2 separate regions of the Homo sapiens genome follow, and region 2 is linked to region 1. The links are chromatin loops, found by intact Hi-C in ENCODE. Cell type or tissue: IMR-90. All regions are shown on one strand.

Region 1 (8,000 bases):
AACTTACTATTAATTTTGAAAATTTGGTTTTAACTGGAAAAACTATTCTTCAATTACAACAGTCTTTAATGGTTCTTTAATAAGACTATTTGTAAATAAAATTACTTTGTCATGAAATCAAAACATTTCTAGTTTTTCATGTGTAATTTAATACATATGCAAATACATTCTTAAAGACCAACTCAATAAACTTTAAAATCTTTTTTTAATGTAATGGGATAATTTTCATTAAGTAATGTATAACATTTATCACTTATTTTATTTTTTCTGTTTTCTGAATGCAGCCCAAGTTGATTAATTTCAAACTATAAAAACGTATTTGTTTGTGAATACTTAAGACATTTATCATATGATGCCATTTAAGAACCATATTAAAATATCATAATGTCTTTTTAGTAATAATGATATCATAATATCTGGGCTATGCATCAGAATGCAGAGGAAGCCATTAGGTTATATCCTGTAACCAATAATATTATGGTTTCAAAAATACGGGAAAAGGAACCCTATTGCCTTTACATAAGCACAGACATAGATTGGAAACAAATAAGAGGAAGAATTTCAAGTTTAAATTTAAGAGAATCTCATATGTAGATAAACTAGACTGGATGATCCTATCTGATGATATTCCTTGGGTCCTTCTAGATTCATGTTTTGCACATCCTGTCATTTCTAATAAGTATTTAGAGCACTGAATCACAGAGACAGCTGAAATTAGAGAATGCTGAAACCTTAAGCAAAAGTGGTTAACCCCAATCAAGTCTCAGTAATTAATATCAGTAGTTGGCAGCTGAGCCTGGATGTCATCATATATTATAGATGATGAGGCTACCGTGAATTAAACCTTGTGGCTGATGAGAACACTTTCCCCTTGGTTAGAAAACATATTTCATACCTTATTTTACAACCAGGTGTGTAGTTTTCACCACTACAGCAATTGGGCCACAGTATAGATTCATAAAATAAGTGTAAATGTGGATTTGAGTAGTTGGCAATTTAAACTCTAGCCATTCCAAAGTGAAATTCCAGGCCTAATTGAGCTCCAGTGGTTGTCAGCAGCTTATATGATCAAGTTTTTACAAACTCTCTTCTGGCTAATTGTGCTATCTTTGGTCTGTCTCCTCACAGGGATTCTGTGTGTGCATACTCCCAGTCTCACAGCTCTGTTCATGTCTTGGCAGCCTTCAGCTTCAAACTGAAGACTGTGGGAGGTTATGTATTCTGATACTAGGCTTCTTATTTGGGAAACCTTTATAAATTAATTGTGAAACTACTTTGGATGTTACGTTATTGGTATGAACTTAAGCAACACTGAGGACCTTAAGGTACATATTGAAACCCTGAGTTCTGTGAATCACCGAATATGACTGATTTTCATAGTTTCAGTACGGACCACCTTACTACATTTTTTATTTCATTTTTGTAAACTAAGACAGGACAGCAAAATATGAGCACAAATTGGGTTAGCCACATAACTTACATTTCCTGTTATCTTCTTTGACTCTTTCTTTACAATGACTTTTTTGCTGTGTTGTTGGTAGTTTTATCATTTTTTCCAAAAGCTTTATCTGTACTCTGGACAAGGTATATCAGTTGTAAAAATTAAACATTTATTCAACTATGAAGCCAGTCAGTCTATGGACGCCCTTTAGGCAGGCACTTCGTTTGCATTTAAAGTGTAATTAGAGAGAAATATGTTGAATTTTAAAGCAAGTATATGAAAAGCTTTTCAAGGTTTTTCAAATCTGGATAATATAATCCAGGAATTGCATTTAAAATATTTGTTTTATAGGAGAAAGGATGAAATTCTAGCTTTGACTGCACAAGGAACTCAGGATAATTAGGGAGAGAGAGCTTGCTCACAGTTATCAGAGGCATACAACTCCCTCACTGGTCTGATCTCTGCTGCTCCCAGCTCAGACTCATATCCCTCCTTACCCTCCAAGCTACTCCAAATAAGTAGCAGATCAGGGACAGCAAAGCATAAGTTATATAGACATGCTTCTACAAGAGGCTGCTTCCCCCTGACCCAAACACTCAGGGCCCACAAGAAAATGTGGGGTTTTTAAGATCAAATTAGAAGGAAGCCATTATCCTCAGCAAACTAATGCAGGAACAGAAAAACAAGGACCTCATGTTCTCACTTATAAGTGGCAGCTGAACAATGAGAACACATGGAGACATGGTGGGGAACAACACACACTGGGGCCTGAGATGGGGAGGTAGAGGGAGGGAGAGCATCAGGGAGAAGAGCTAATGGATGTTGGGCTTAATACCTAGGTGATGGGTTGACCTGTGTAGCAAACCACCATGGCATCTGTTTACCTATGTAACAAACCTGCACATCCTGCACATGTACCTGGGAACTTAAAATAAAAATGGAAGAAAAATGAAAAATAATAAAGTAAAAGGAATGCAGTGATAGGAATATCATGAGGCATTAAATGCAGGGATAATAAAGAATGATTTTTTAAATAAGAAATTTTCTTCTTTCTAGTTTAATGTATTAAAATGTGTTTATATAATTGTATATTTTATTGTTATATTACTGTGTTTTTCTGCATCACGTTTATAACATGGCTAAACTACATTATATCCATTTGTAATAAAAAATCTTACTCTGCTTTGTTATAGTATTAACTTATAAGTATACATTCAAGCTATAAGTAAATTACTCAGAATCAAAAGCAATTTGAGCTGGGCGCGGTGGCTCACACCTATAATTCCAGTACTTTGGGAGGCTGAGGCAGGCGGATCATGAGGTCAGGAGATTGAGACCATCCTGGCTAACACGGTGAAACTCCGTCTGTACTAAAAATACAAAAAATTAGACAGGTGTGGTGACACGCGCCTGTAGTCCCAGCTACTCAGGAGGCTGAGGCAGGAGAATCCCTTGAACCCTGGAGGCAGAGGTTGCAGTGACCCGAGATTGCACCACTGCGCCCCAGCCTGGGCGACAGAGCGAGACTCTGTCTCAAAAAGAAAAAGAAAGAAAACGAAAATTCTTTTAACCCTCATTTACCTTGCATTTCTATAATTGTAAAACATAGAAATATTAACATAGCTATTAGAGATTATTCAGTGTTGCCTTGAGGCTCCAGTTAAAACAACAGAAATGAATACACTCCTCAAGTTTTAAACACAATGAAATGTTATGAACTATTTTTAAGAGAAAAATCCCTACCTACTTGTGTAACAAATTATTGCTATGTGTTAATGATATATGTTGACATAGCTCATATATAGCACATACATTGAGCAATAAATATTGAAATGTTTTCTTTATTCATGCTAGCCCTTTTCAATCCATTTTAAACATTTAAGGGGCTTTGTCATAAAATAATTTTTTATTAAAGTGAATTGTATATAAATCCCATTTTGCAATGACTATTTTTTTAAAAGACAAAGAAGAGAATGATAAATGAGCTTTCTGCTATTGATCTATTCAGCCACAGGGTGTCATTCTTGGAGTACAGATTAGCCTGTCTAGAAGCAATACTCTGGCAGCAGATACCAAACACCATATCATATTCAGTATGTTGAATACATAATGAAAGCTCCTGACTTTTAGCCTAATTTAATACTTCTTTATACTCAGCAAACTACATCATTAGACATTTTCCAGATCTGTTTTGTAATTTTTAAATTATCTTTAGAATAAAAGCATGAAGACAACAAACAAAATTTCTAGTGGACTCAACCTCAGTGAATTGAATTAGATTGCTAGTCTTGGGAAGATAGTGAGAGAAAATATACAATCGGTACTGCTCTCTTATATTCAGAGAGAGTTATAAGGAAAAACAACGAAGTTGACAGATAGCCATACTTATAAAAAGCATTTTCCCTTTAAAAGTTATTTCCATTTATTTCATCAAACTAATAGATTATATCGCACCAGTACATGGCTCAAGAAAACTCCAAACATGCTTGGTATAGCTATTTTATGCTGAATTTGCAAAGCGTTCTAGGCCGAAAGTTAACATAGACTATGGAACTATAGTCTCACCCAAATCAGTTTAAACTTGGCACCAAGTATCCCACTTTGTCTTCTCCCACATTGGGTACAACTCATCTGAAAAAGGGTAACTTTAACCATGGTGCATAAGTCATGAAAATGGCTTGGAAAGACCTCATTAAAATGGGGCCAGATAAAGGTTAAGAAAAAGGTGATATTAACCTGACACTTTGCTTCTCTCTTCTTTAATCACTGGTAATGTGGGGACACTTAAACCTCTATCATAAACTTAGATGGAAATTCCCTCATGCCTACTTACATTGCTCCCAGCCCATCATCATGTGTAGAAAACAGATCAATGTTTTACTCCTTCATTCAGAGAGCTTTTTTCAAATATGATCCCATAATAGAGAGAAAACCAGACATGATTCACGTACTCATGCAGCTTAGTCTCTAGTGAGTGAGAGAGACATGAATCAACCACGCAAGTAAGACATAACATTCCAATGTGGTTAGTGCTAAGAAAGAGAAACACACCACAGTGCTACAAATGCTTATTTAATTGGGAATTTTACCCATGACTAGAGAAGAATTTCCTGAGTTAGCCAGGGCAGAGCTAGGGTATGGTCAATGAGTAATACTAACCAATCAAATAGAGAACAGAGAGAGATCAAGTCTGGAGCCTGTCAGGAAGACAGTATCATGAGCTCCAGTAACTGAAGAGGTTCAGGTCTCATCAAACAGATGGTGAAGACAATGTGGTGGAAAAGGCTGAAATGGTAGTCAATAAGTCATGTCAAGGATTTCGGTCTTTGCTTTTTGGTCTTTATCCTAAGAGCAAGAGGAAGCCGATGAATGTTTCCAAGCAAGAGAAGGATGAGGGAGGGAAAAGTGTTGAATATTCTAAGGTGCAGATTTGCACTTTGAGAAAGATTATTCTGTTTAGGATGCAAAAGGAATTTTTAGTGGACAAAGGTGGTTCTTGGAAAACCAGTTACAAGCTAGAAGTTGGCGGCTTGTATTAAAGAAACAAAAGTTAAAAATCGAAATAAGATGGACTTGAGACATATAGAAAGGAATTCCTTACCTATCTAGGGATTCTGTGTGGGGATGAATCTTTGATTTCGTCTCATTAATGGCTGGTGAGACTCCATTGTACAAAAAAAAGTTGATTTAAGGGACTACACCTGACTGGGTGCAGTGGGTCACACCTGTAATCCCAACACTTTGAGAGGCCAAGGTGGGAAGATCGCTTGGGCCAGGAGTTCGAGACCAGCCGGGGCAACAAAATGAGAACTTGTCTCTTCCAGAAAATTTTAAAACTTTGTGAGGCATGATGGCTCACACCTGTAGTCCAAGCTGCTCTGGTGCCTAAGTCGTTCAACATCACCCCAAGAAAGGTAAAAGGAGGTTTCCTGACTTATGGTCACATATTTCAACTACTCATTCATATGTTTAGCTATATATCACCACATACTCCTCTAAAAATTATTATAACAATTTAGATTTTTACCAAAAAATGGAGACCCAATTGTCCCATGTTCTTGATACCTCTGAGCAATGTCAATCTTTTTTATCTTGACTTATAAAACTTGGTTTAAAAAAACTTACTCTCTTGTCATTTCCTCAATTAGGAAGCAGTTGAACACATTTTCACAAGTTTGTTAGCTATCTTTATATCTTTTACATGAATTGACTATTTTCATTTGCCCAATGCTAGCACAGTGTTTGACTTTTTCTGAAAGATTTATAAAAGCTATAGTTTTTATGTTTCGTTGCAAATTATCTTCCTGTTTGTTTAATAAAAGCAAGCTAAGGACCTCTGCTTACCCTCAAACTGTACTATCTGTCACAGCTTCTGCTTCCTCACGATTTTAAATTTCCTTATAACTTCAGCTGGTTCATGGCCACTTAGTCCTATTGTCATCTCTATAGGGTTTTTGTATTTAGAAGATAAAATTACAAGACAGCCAATTAAATTTGAACTTCAGATAAAACAACACATATTTTTAACTGTAAGTATGTCTCATGAAATATTTGGGACATAACTATGAACTTGCATGTTGTTTATTTAAAATTGAAATTTAATTAGCTGTTCTGAATTTTTGTGACAACCTTCTCTCTGTTTCAAGCTACCTAATTCACTCCATATTTGTCCACCCAAATTCCAACAAATAAGAATAATATTATTCTATTCTATCCCAATTTGGACAAATAATTTTTAAGTTAATTTATAAGCTGCAAGCCTTCTAATGGATTAATTGCCTTTAAGTGAGTTGCCCAGGATAACATTGAAACTAAGGGGGAGCTCCCATCAGCAGAATCAGGATTTTATCAGAGAAGAGTGGAAAAGTTATGGACCCCATGACTATTACGTAAAAAATATATCACTTTTCCACTTAGAGATTTTTTAAAATAAATATGCAATAATAGTTTTAAATTATAATCATATTTATTTTGTTTTTTTGAGTTTTAAAGTATAATATTATTTGATAAAGGCCCTACATCTTCATGTATCTAGATTTTTCAGGAAAATCAAGAATCGATGTGGTAAACTGAATAACAACCCATGAAAAATGTCTATCTCCTAATCCTGGAATCTGCAAGTGTGTTGCCTTATGTGTCAAAAGGTACTTTGCAAATGTGATCAAAGCATCTTGAAAGGGGGAGATCATTCTGAATAATAATTATCCTGGGCCCAGTGTATTCACAGGAGTACTTATGAGAGGGAGGCAGTATAGTTAGATAGTGGGATGATGGGTGCAGAGTTAGAGAGAGAGAAATTGGAAGATGCTACACTGCTGGCTTTGAAGATGGTGGATGGGGCCAGGAGCTAACGAATGAGGCGGCTTCCAGAAGCTGGAAAAGGAGAGAAAATGATTTTCCCCTAGATTCTCCAGAAAGAATGCAGCTCTGCCAACACCTGAACTTTAGCCCATGAGAGCCACTTTTTAGTTTCTGTCCTCCAGAACACTAAGATAATAAACAAATGTGTGTTGTTTTAAGTCACTAATCTGTAGTCATTTGTTGCAGCAGCAATAAGAGCCTAATACAAAGACAATACTCAGAATAGTTCCAGGTTTTCTTGAATAGCAATATATTTTATTCAATATAAACAAAAGCAGAATAGGAAAAAAATTTCATATTATTCATTTCATTGCTTATTTTAACTACTATATTTTGACCTATTTAAAAGAAATGAATATATCAAAATAAGACTTGCTACCAAAGAAGAAAGTGCTCTCCCATTATATATCAACTGAAATTAGCAAACCAATAAATTTTGTTTGAAGATGTGCTTTTTTCACCTTTGGCTTTCATTATTAAGTATTTTCCAAGAGTAAAGATTTTTGCTGTATAATTAAATTGGAATTATATTGCTAGAATATATTCCATAAATGTAAATTTAAAAATCTCACATTCTAAAGGCTGATGCATGTAGCCTAAGTCTAGTTAACTTGAACATACATAGGCAAGTCAAGGGGGGAAATATTAAAATATTATAATTTGAAAAATATGTGTTTTGTTTCTAACACATAATGATATACTCACACTTGAATATTCTATTTAAAGAACTTGTTGAATCTTTTCTTCTTTTATGCATTCATTTACAGTAACATGCTTTAAAAACAGTCTCAGAGAAAAAAATTACATGCAACTTAACTATACTGTTGTGTTCCTAATAAAAGAGAAAAATGACATGTTACAAAGCCATAATTACAGGGAGTTTCAGAAGATATATTTGAAAAGGTCTAGTAGATTAGTACTTAAAATGGTCCAACTTCTGTTGAGTTTGCCTTTAATGTTAGGTTGGATATATTTTCAAAAGCAACACATTAGGTTACCAAGCTTACTGTATTTGATCCAAACAATGCCATGTTTATAACATTATTTACTTTGAAGCTCTGAAATTAAAAAAAAAACTATCTTCTTAACAGTGACCTTTTTCGTTTAAGATTTATTTTGCAAGATTTTAAAAATAAATAAATATATATTTATTTATATATAGTAAGAATTTTTTCATTCAATAATATGTTACTATGGT
Region 2 (8,000 bases), 300 kb after region 1:
CAACTTCAAATTTGCTAACAAGGGCTCTATTCATGGATATTTCAGCTAGTCTTGCAGATCTTCATCTTCCTGTTCCTAAGTGGGAGGGAAGGGAAGTGTTGCTCGTAAGTTATTCATCAAGTTATTCATCAAGATCAAATCTTATAAATATGTAACAGCTTTCAGCATCTGGACAGGACTCAACTGCCCAGGCACTTGAACACTGATTTCAAATATTGCCAAAAGGAAACCACGTCTGTTGGCATAGTGAAATACCAGGGCTGGGCAAGTCTGAACATGACCTGCTGAGATTAAAGCTCATGATCCAAAAAAGCTGCAACTCTTAGAGCAGGAAAGGGCAGGAATCGGGTTTCCTTCTGACAAGGTTTAGAAGAGCAAGTCTGGTGCAATCTGCCCTTGTGAATGGCTCAAATTAACCGAACATTATTCCTTTCATATAAATTCTCTAGGCTGTCACTGCATTCTCCAAAGCAGTCGATTTCACTGTTTCTGACAGACTAAAACAGATATTTTGAGTGCATTGTAATTAAACAGTTATTTCTATACGTTTTCATTTGTGTCTGCTATGGATGCTTTCCAATTCCAATGTTACTAAAAAAATTAGGTAATTTTATAGAAAACTCAGTTAAGATTATTTCCAATTTCTTGGCCATGCAGAATTAGGTTTAATTAACATCACTTTCACTCTTAGAGAAAGATACACCCATATGGGCAAAAGTGATTATTTCAACAGCAAATTTATATAGTTAAAAATTATTATGGTGTGGGTTCTTTTAGGTTCTTGTTTTCTTGCTATGAATCCTGCCTTGAAAACTATGAATTCTATTTTATGTTGGGTCGTTGCCATTTTTCATAGTTCTTAGAATTGTCTAGGCTTAGAAAATGCAAAGTCATATAATACTGACCCATGGGAGATACTGTAGACAAACATTTTTGTAGAGGATCCCCTTTTTCTATCCCTAACCTGGTTTTGCAGCTATGATAATTTCTTTTGAGTCCCAAAATCAACATATTCCAAGTATTAGGTTTGAGTAAGCAGTGATTTTTGTAAAATGCAATGAAGGACTTCATCAAAATGATATTTTTGAAGATAATATATAACTGGAATTTTCAGAAGTATCCCCCTTTCAATTTTCCACACCCACTGGGTTATAACTAAGTTCCTCCTTTTGTATATATTATTATTCAATATATAAATATGCTCAAATGATAAGAAAATGTATTGAATATATCACTGATGAATTTTAAACTCTACCCTTTAGAAGCTGTGGCAGAAGAATCTGAAACATTAGCTGTTAAGAAAATTAAATGAGGTTCTAATCTGAAGAGGGAGCTTACCTCTGGATTTTCTTCCAAAAACAAAAGCCTTGCCAAGAAGTTGCCAAGTTGGCCTATATAGATCTTCTAAGTCCAACTGCCATCTCTCTGGTTCAAGATATCGAATAAGGTCTTCCAAGGTACTAAAGGCAGTTATAGCATTATTAAGCAGGTCCAGTGGCAAAGCTGAAGGGGGTAGCACTGAAGGACTCACAGCTTCTGTGAATTGCTGAAAGTAAAATGAATCCTGTGTTAACTGTTTTAAAAACGACAATGTATTCCTTCTGGACATATGCAAGAAATTATAAAGACTGAGGCTGGAAATATGTGTGAAGGGAAATTGTATTGAATCCAATTAGAAATAACTACTCTGCAAAGACTTCATGAAGATGAACTCTGATAGATTTCCTGTAAAATCAATGAGAAAGACATTAATTTTCATTACCACCAACCGTGAGGGATATGGATATCTTTTGGTCATATAAAAGAATTAAAAATATCTTCATGGTTCAATTACAAACTTAGAATGAAAACTATAATACAGTTTACCAAATTTTCCTTTTCTTTTCCACTTTTCATTTTCCTTAATCTGAAAAATTACCTGGTAGTTATGCAAATTAGTGTCACATAAATTAAAAATGGAATAAGAAATAATTAACCCAAAAGATCTAGAACAAAATAGTTAGAAATCATTTGACATTAAAGAACTTATTAATCAAGATAGAAAATATCTAAATCATAAAAGATCAGCTTAATAAATTGCCTACAATATATTTTTAATATAAAATGCCTAATAAACAAGATTAAGAGATCGGAGGGACACTGGAGAACACACTGACAAACTATGTGACTGTCATAAGATTAGTATCCAGAATATACAAAAATAAAGACAAATGCAATGGAAGAAAAATGGGCATATTACAGATAAAAAGCTTGAATGGTCAATAAACATATGAAAATATGCTGAACTTCATTATCAGAGAAATCCAAAGAGAGATATTATTTCACATACGAAAAAAGGATACTTTTTCACACAGATGAGATGGGCAAGAATTTTAAAAAGGATTACTGAGGATGTGATTAAATTGGAACTCCTCTGCTCTGCCTGCAGAAGTTAGTGTACGTAGGCACAACACTTTAGCTGATGTAACTGATAAGCACTGAATATTCTTTCACTTATGCACATGGAAATATGTTCAATGATTAGAAAGACTGGAAGCAATCTAAATGCCCACATATAGGAAAACACTAACACATCGGCTCTTCCTTTTCATTCTCATTACTTCCATCCTGGGCTCCATACTAAAAACATGTACTATAAATAGCAGCTTCTAACCTTATCTCCTTACCTTTAATCATTTTTCTCTCCTTTTGTTCTATGCTGCATAATCCTGGGTTAATCTACTAAATAAGATATTACTGATCCTATGATGAATTTGGACAAATGCCTATGTGATTTCTCATCTGGAGGATAAAATCCAAATTCCTTACACAGCATTCAGAGCCCTCAAAAACTGACCTCTGCTCACCTTCCACTCTAATCTGCTACTCATCAGAGACATGCATATTTTGTTCCAATCAGTCTAGTCTCTTCACTGACTACTGCACATATAATATCATCTCAGACTTTGTAACTTATGCTAAATCTGTCCCCATACCTGACATGCAAAAACTCTCCCCCCGTTGATCCACATCATAAATCTTTACCATTACAATGACCTTTTCAAAAATCCAATTCATCCATGAAACCTGGCACAACAGGGTCATCACTGTCCCACAGCCCTCTGTGGGCTGCTCTGTGAGCACTTGGCTTGAAGAGCAGAAGCTGCCCAGTAAACTAGGAAAAGGAGCACCTTTCCTCTGGACAGGCACAACCCTCGTGGGGCTCCTGGCTTTGTGGGTGTCCCGCTGCCCACAGGGGAACATTCTTACAGGGTATAATCGGCAGAAATGAACGTGGCAGCCTTGGGCCAACAATGATTTCATCCTTTTTTTTTTTTTTTTTTTAACAAAAGTTTATTGAGTAACTACAGTGTTCCAGGGCCTGTGTGTGCATTATGAGAAAAGCACAGTGGAATGACAATGTCTGGCCTCCTTCCTTGCCTGGATTACTCACATGTACTTTCCAAGTCTCCACTCAGCTGTTACTCCTTTCATCTTTTTGTTTTTTAAATAAGTTTTATTTTGTATATCTGAGGTTTATGACATGATGTTACAGAATAAACAAAGATACGCAAAGATACATGGAAAATGTGTAAGTACATATATATACAGTACAATGGTTACTATTAAAGACTTAATTTCAATAATGTCAAGGATCTGGCTAAAATATTAGGACTAAGATATTTTCTAATTATTTTATGATATTTTTGCTCTACCCATTAGTCTGTTAAACTTTGAGAGTTTATTACCCTAATATGTTTTTATTACCCAGTGTTTTCTATAATTGTCCAAGGAACACAAAATTGCTTTGACAGAACTATGACTGAAAACTCTATTATAGATATAAACATTGATCTAAAAACGGTTTTAATTTTAATTTAGCTAATTAAGCTACTATTGATTAAATTTATGGTGTAAAAAGTTAACGCAAATTTTTGCATATTTCAAAAATATAAGCCTATATATGTATACAAATGTTTTATAAAGTAAAAATTAAGGGGTCAATAATAGTCAAAGAATCAGTATTATTACAAATGGAAAGTTTCAAAATCTGTACAGATAAAATAAGTGGTTGCTAGCAAGTTAATACAAAAAGTATACATTATTTATTAAATTGTCAGGGTGCAGATGTATATTTTAAGCATAAAATATAATTGCTATGTAGGGTAATTTCAATTAGACTGTAATCCAAGAATGATTTGGCTTATTTTGCTTCCAGTCTGTTGGAGACTCTCTGAATAAAGCATTTCTTTTGAAGCAATACAAAGTTCTAACTGAAATTAATATTGCTGAGATGCAGTCCAAAATATTAACACAAAAGAAGGCAAAACAAGATAAGCCTGTAATAATGGGCAAACAAAAGATGCACACCTTAGGTCCAGTGAAGTATCTGCAATCTGCATACCCATCCCTTCAAATGTGAAAGGTTGGGAGAAAAGCATCTTCTGTTACTGTATGTATAGATCAGTTGGTGTTACAAATCTCTAAGCTTCTAAATATTTAAATTAAAATTTGATAAATTTAGAAAGACAACTCTTTCCCCACCACACCCCACACACAGTGGTCCCCACCCAGAAAACAGGAAAGAAGAATGAACATAAGTTCCCAGGATTCAAAGAATCAATCCCTGGACAGAACAGGGGAAGTGGTGCTTCTATTTAAGGGCCTTCTCATGACTGTCCCTCCACCCACTGGTTCAAGAAAGAGCCGAGTTGTTCAGTTTCAAAGTTCTGCTTTTCTAAGTTGTTTAAAGGGACTCTCAGAGAGAAAGGGGGGAGCAATGAAAAAAAGAAGTTACAGAAAAAAAAATGTCTTTGAATTTTTAAGTTTTACTTTTCTCTCTAACAAAGTAACACTGTTCATTACAGACTAATAGCATTTTCTCCCATAATTAGTATCTAGAAAATTCTAACAATACTTTTGATATTTAAAAACACTTATGATTGGGCTGTTAAACTGGTTAGAATATGCAAAATACGCCTTGACTTGGATTTTCACATTTCCTGTTTATGTCTTTTATTCTTCATAAAAATATGATGGTGTACTTTTAAGCTATAGGTTGTGCTAAGACAATTTAGTGGATAGCAATGGACACAAACCGGAAGCAGAGTTTCTTGGTGTTCTGCAATGTAGACAACTAAACCAAAACCCTTATTCAGCCAGAGAAAAGCTTCTGTGTTATCACCTGCAGGGCAGTAATGACAAGCTTGGTGAGGGTGTGGCCCTAGCCTAGACCCTTTTAGGCCTATTACTTTGTAAGGACAGGTTGTCAAAGAGCAGAAAAGCATCTACAATCTATGTGATGAAGTGTCCTGCCAAAGAGTACATTTCTAAGATGTCAGCTCCATGAGATAAGGATCCTATGCAAAATCGGGTCTTTAAAATTCTCTGATGAAAGTTACTCTGAATGACAACATGATAATGAGAGAACTACGATCAGGAGTTAAGGAACTGGACTCTAAATCCCAGAGATACTCACATGTAGGGAAGAGAGTTTGACTAAACTGCATAATCAATCTGTGCCTCAGTTTCCTCCACTACAAAATATGGTAGCTATATTCAATGACCTTCAAGTTTCTTGCCAGCTTTTACATGTAAAAATTCTACTTAATTATCAGATACAAGAGGGTCCAATACAGCTTCAGCAAAATTATCTTGAGAGCTTCAAAAATATAATAAACAACTTAGTAAGTCTATAATGGGACTGAACTCTATTTTTTTTTTCTTTTAACTCTCCTTGTTGTTTTAGCAGATGAGTGAGTTTTGGGAAACACTGCCCTGTGGTACAACTGTGGGATAATTCTACATTTACATATATATATAAAATTTTGAGAGTACATGAAGTTTACCCTGCTCTTTAAGACATCAAATATCCTAGAAAGGCATGTCTGGCTTATAAATAGAAGCAGTATGGTCCTAAAAATCTGAAGGAAACAAGTCCGTGCTTAGAAAACTGATACCAAAAATGTTTAAATGAATATAGACACACGTTGTATTATGGGCTGAATTAGAGTTCACTCAAAATTTCTATTCTACTAAAGTCCTACTCACAGTATCTCAGAATGCCTGTATTTGGAGACAGGGTCTTTAAAGAGATCAGTAAAATAAGGTAACTAGGGTGGACCCTAATCTAACATGATTGGTGTTCTTATAGTAAGAGAACATTTTAACATAGACATAGTAGAGAGGGAAGACCATCTGAAGACACAGGAAGAAAATGAACATCTACAAGTATAGGAGAGAGGTGTCAGAAGAAACCAAACCTACTGACACCCTGATCTCAATTTCTAGCAACCAAAATTTTGAGAAAACAAGTTTCCATTGTTTAAGGCACCACTGTTTAAGTCTGTGGTATTTTGTTAAGGCAGCCCTAGAATGCTAATACATGCCATCAACTTCTCCACTTAACTATTATAGGAGCAAACAAAGGATAATATTACACCATGTCTGTTCAATCATTCAACAAGCATTTATTTAAAAACCTGTAAGGGCTCACACAGGTGCAGTGGCTCACACCTGTAATCCCAGCACTTCCCGAAGCCAAGGCGGGTGGATCACTTGAGGTTTAGAAGTTCAAGACCAGCCTGGCCAACATAGTGAAACCCCATCTCTACTAAAAATACAAAAAATTAGCCAGGCATGTTGGCCACGCTTATAATCCCAGCTACTTGGGAGGCTGAGGGACAAGAATCACTTGAACCCAGGAGGCGGAGGTTGCAATGAGCCAAGACTGGGCCATGGCACTCCAGCCTGGGTGATAAAGTGAGACTCTGCCTCAAAAAATAAAAAATAAAAAAATAAAAAATAAGGCAAATGAACAAAAGTAAAAACCTGTGAGGTGAGCACTATTAACAAAACAAGAGAAAATGCTTGCCTTTGTGAGAAGCCAAGTATACTGCATCATAGAAGAGAGTTTTCTCTTGCCAAAACGAGAATCTGCTATTATGAATCACACAAGTAACCAAACAAGTATCACACAAATCCTGGTGAATGTGGACCAGAAAAAAAGTGAACTTAGTATGTAAGAATTACTGAAAAACAAATATATTTCTATTTTTATTAATGAAAAATAACTGGCAGCCCAGGAGTTCAGACAAAATCATAGCCATAGGAACAAGCTCAAGACAGCAAGTTTGGCTGCAAAAGTTAAGTTTTCTTATTGACTTTTCCACTGTTCTTTTCAAAAATCAGTGTTTTACTGTTTTGTATTTTATTATGGCTACCTTAAATATTTTCTGCACTTGTTAACATCTTTCCCCTTTTTTAGAAAAAAGAAAAGCTGACTTCCTGTTTGGAATAGTACTATCTGAACTACTTATAATTTCACAATCAGTCATTACTTACCTCTAAAAAACCATAGCTTGTCATTTTATTAGGATTTTTGTGGCCAGTGCAATTTTAAAAACACACTTAAAATGAATCTTCCTTGGACAAATACACACATATAAATGTTTACCTTGAGTAGCATAGCAACTGTTGCAAAACTATTAGGGCCTACAAAGATTTATGTTGCAACTTTCCCAGTCAACTGCATATAGTACACTTCAAACTGATAAAGTTTTCAATTCATTCATACCTAACAAAAGGTTAGGAATGCAGATTAGGTTTTATTGTCGGAGTTAAAAATAAAACAATATTATAAAATGATCAGGTGTTTAAGAGAAGACAATAAATGTCCAGCCTTGGGTAACATCACTTCTTAAAGGTGTCTCCAATCTCATTTATGTAATGTCAAACTGATATATTGTACAGAGGTCTTACTTTTAAAGAGCCTAAGCAGCAGACAGGGCATGCAGACACAAATGCCTGCCAGGAACAACTCACGGGAGGTTCTGTAAAGACACAAGAATGTCCTGAAACAATTCATTTAAACACGCTTCTTTGCCTTTCCCTATGTTCTTATCCGAATTCATTCAAAAAGTTATCTGGGTCATGTTTTTAAATTATTTTTAAGCCGGCAATGAAAAGCAAATGCTTGCATTCCTACTCAAGAACAGATGTTTTAATATGGTGTGAGTAAT

What was found. Peaks named below come from ENCODE experiments on the same cell type or tissue, not always from the same donor. Only the 100,000 strongest peaks of a DNase experiment are listed, where the experiment ranks them.
Region 2: a loop joins it to region 1, with 4 times the contacts of the local background. A loop is called at or near these places in 9 of 110 quality-filtered maps.

Annotation. Positions count from the first base shown.
Region 1 is chr4:156,472,019-156,480,018 of GRCh38, forward strand. No RefSeq gene overlaps it. Among named protein-coding and RNA genes, the nearest start is that of LINC02272, 170 kb to the right of the region's middle. In IMR-90, a CTCF peak has its summit at 3,455; DNase peaks (open chromatin) are centred at 3,483 and 4,473; H3K27ac peaks cover 915 bases.
Region 2 is chr4:156,771,348-156,779,347 of GRCh38, forward strand. It overlaps PDGFC (platelet derived growth factor C), which reads right to left. Exons shown (of 6, transcript NM_016205.3): 4 at 1,339-1,546. Among named protein-coding and RNA genes, the nearest start is that of LINC02272, 130 kb to the left of the region's middle. RefSeq lists enhancers at 1-392, 50-344. In IMR-90, no CTCF peak of the experiment used is centred here; DNase peaks (open chromatin) are centred at 314, 3,394, 6,924 and 7,424; H3K27ac peaks cover 3,305 bases.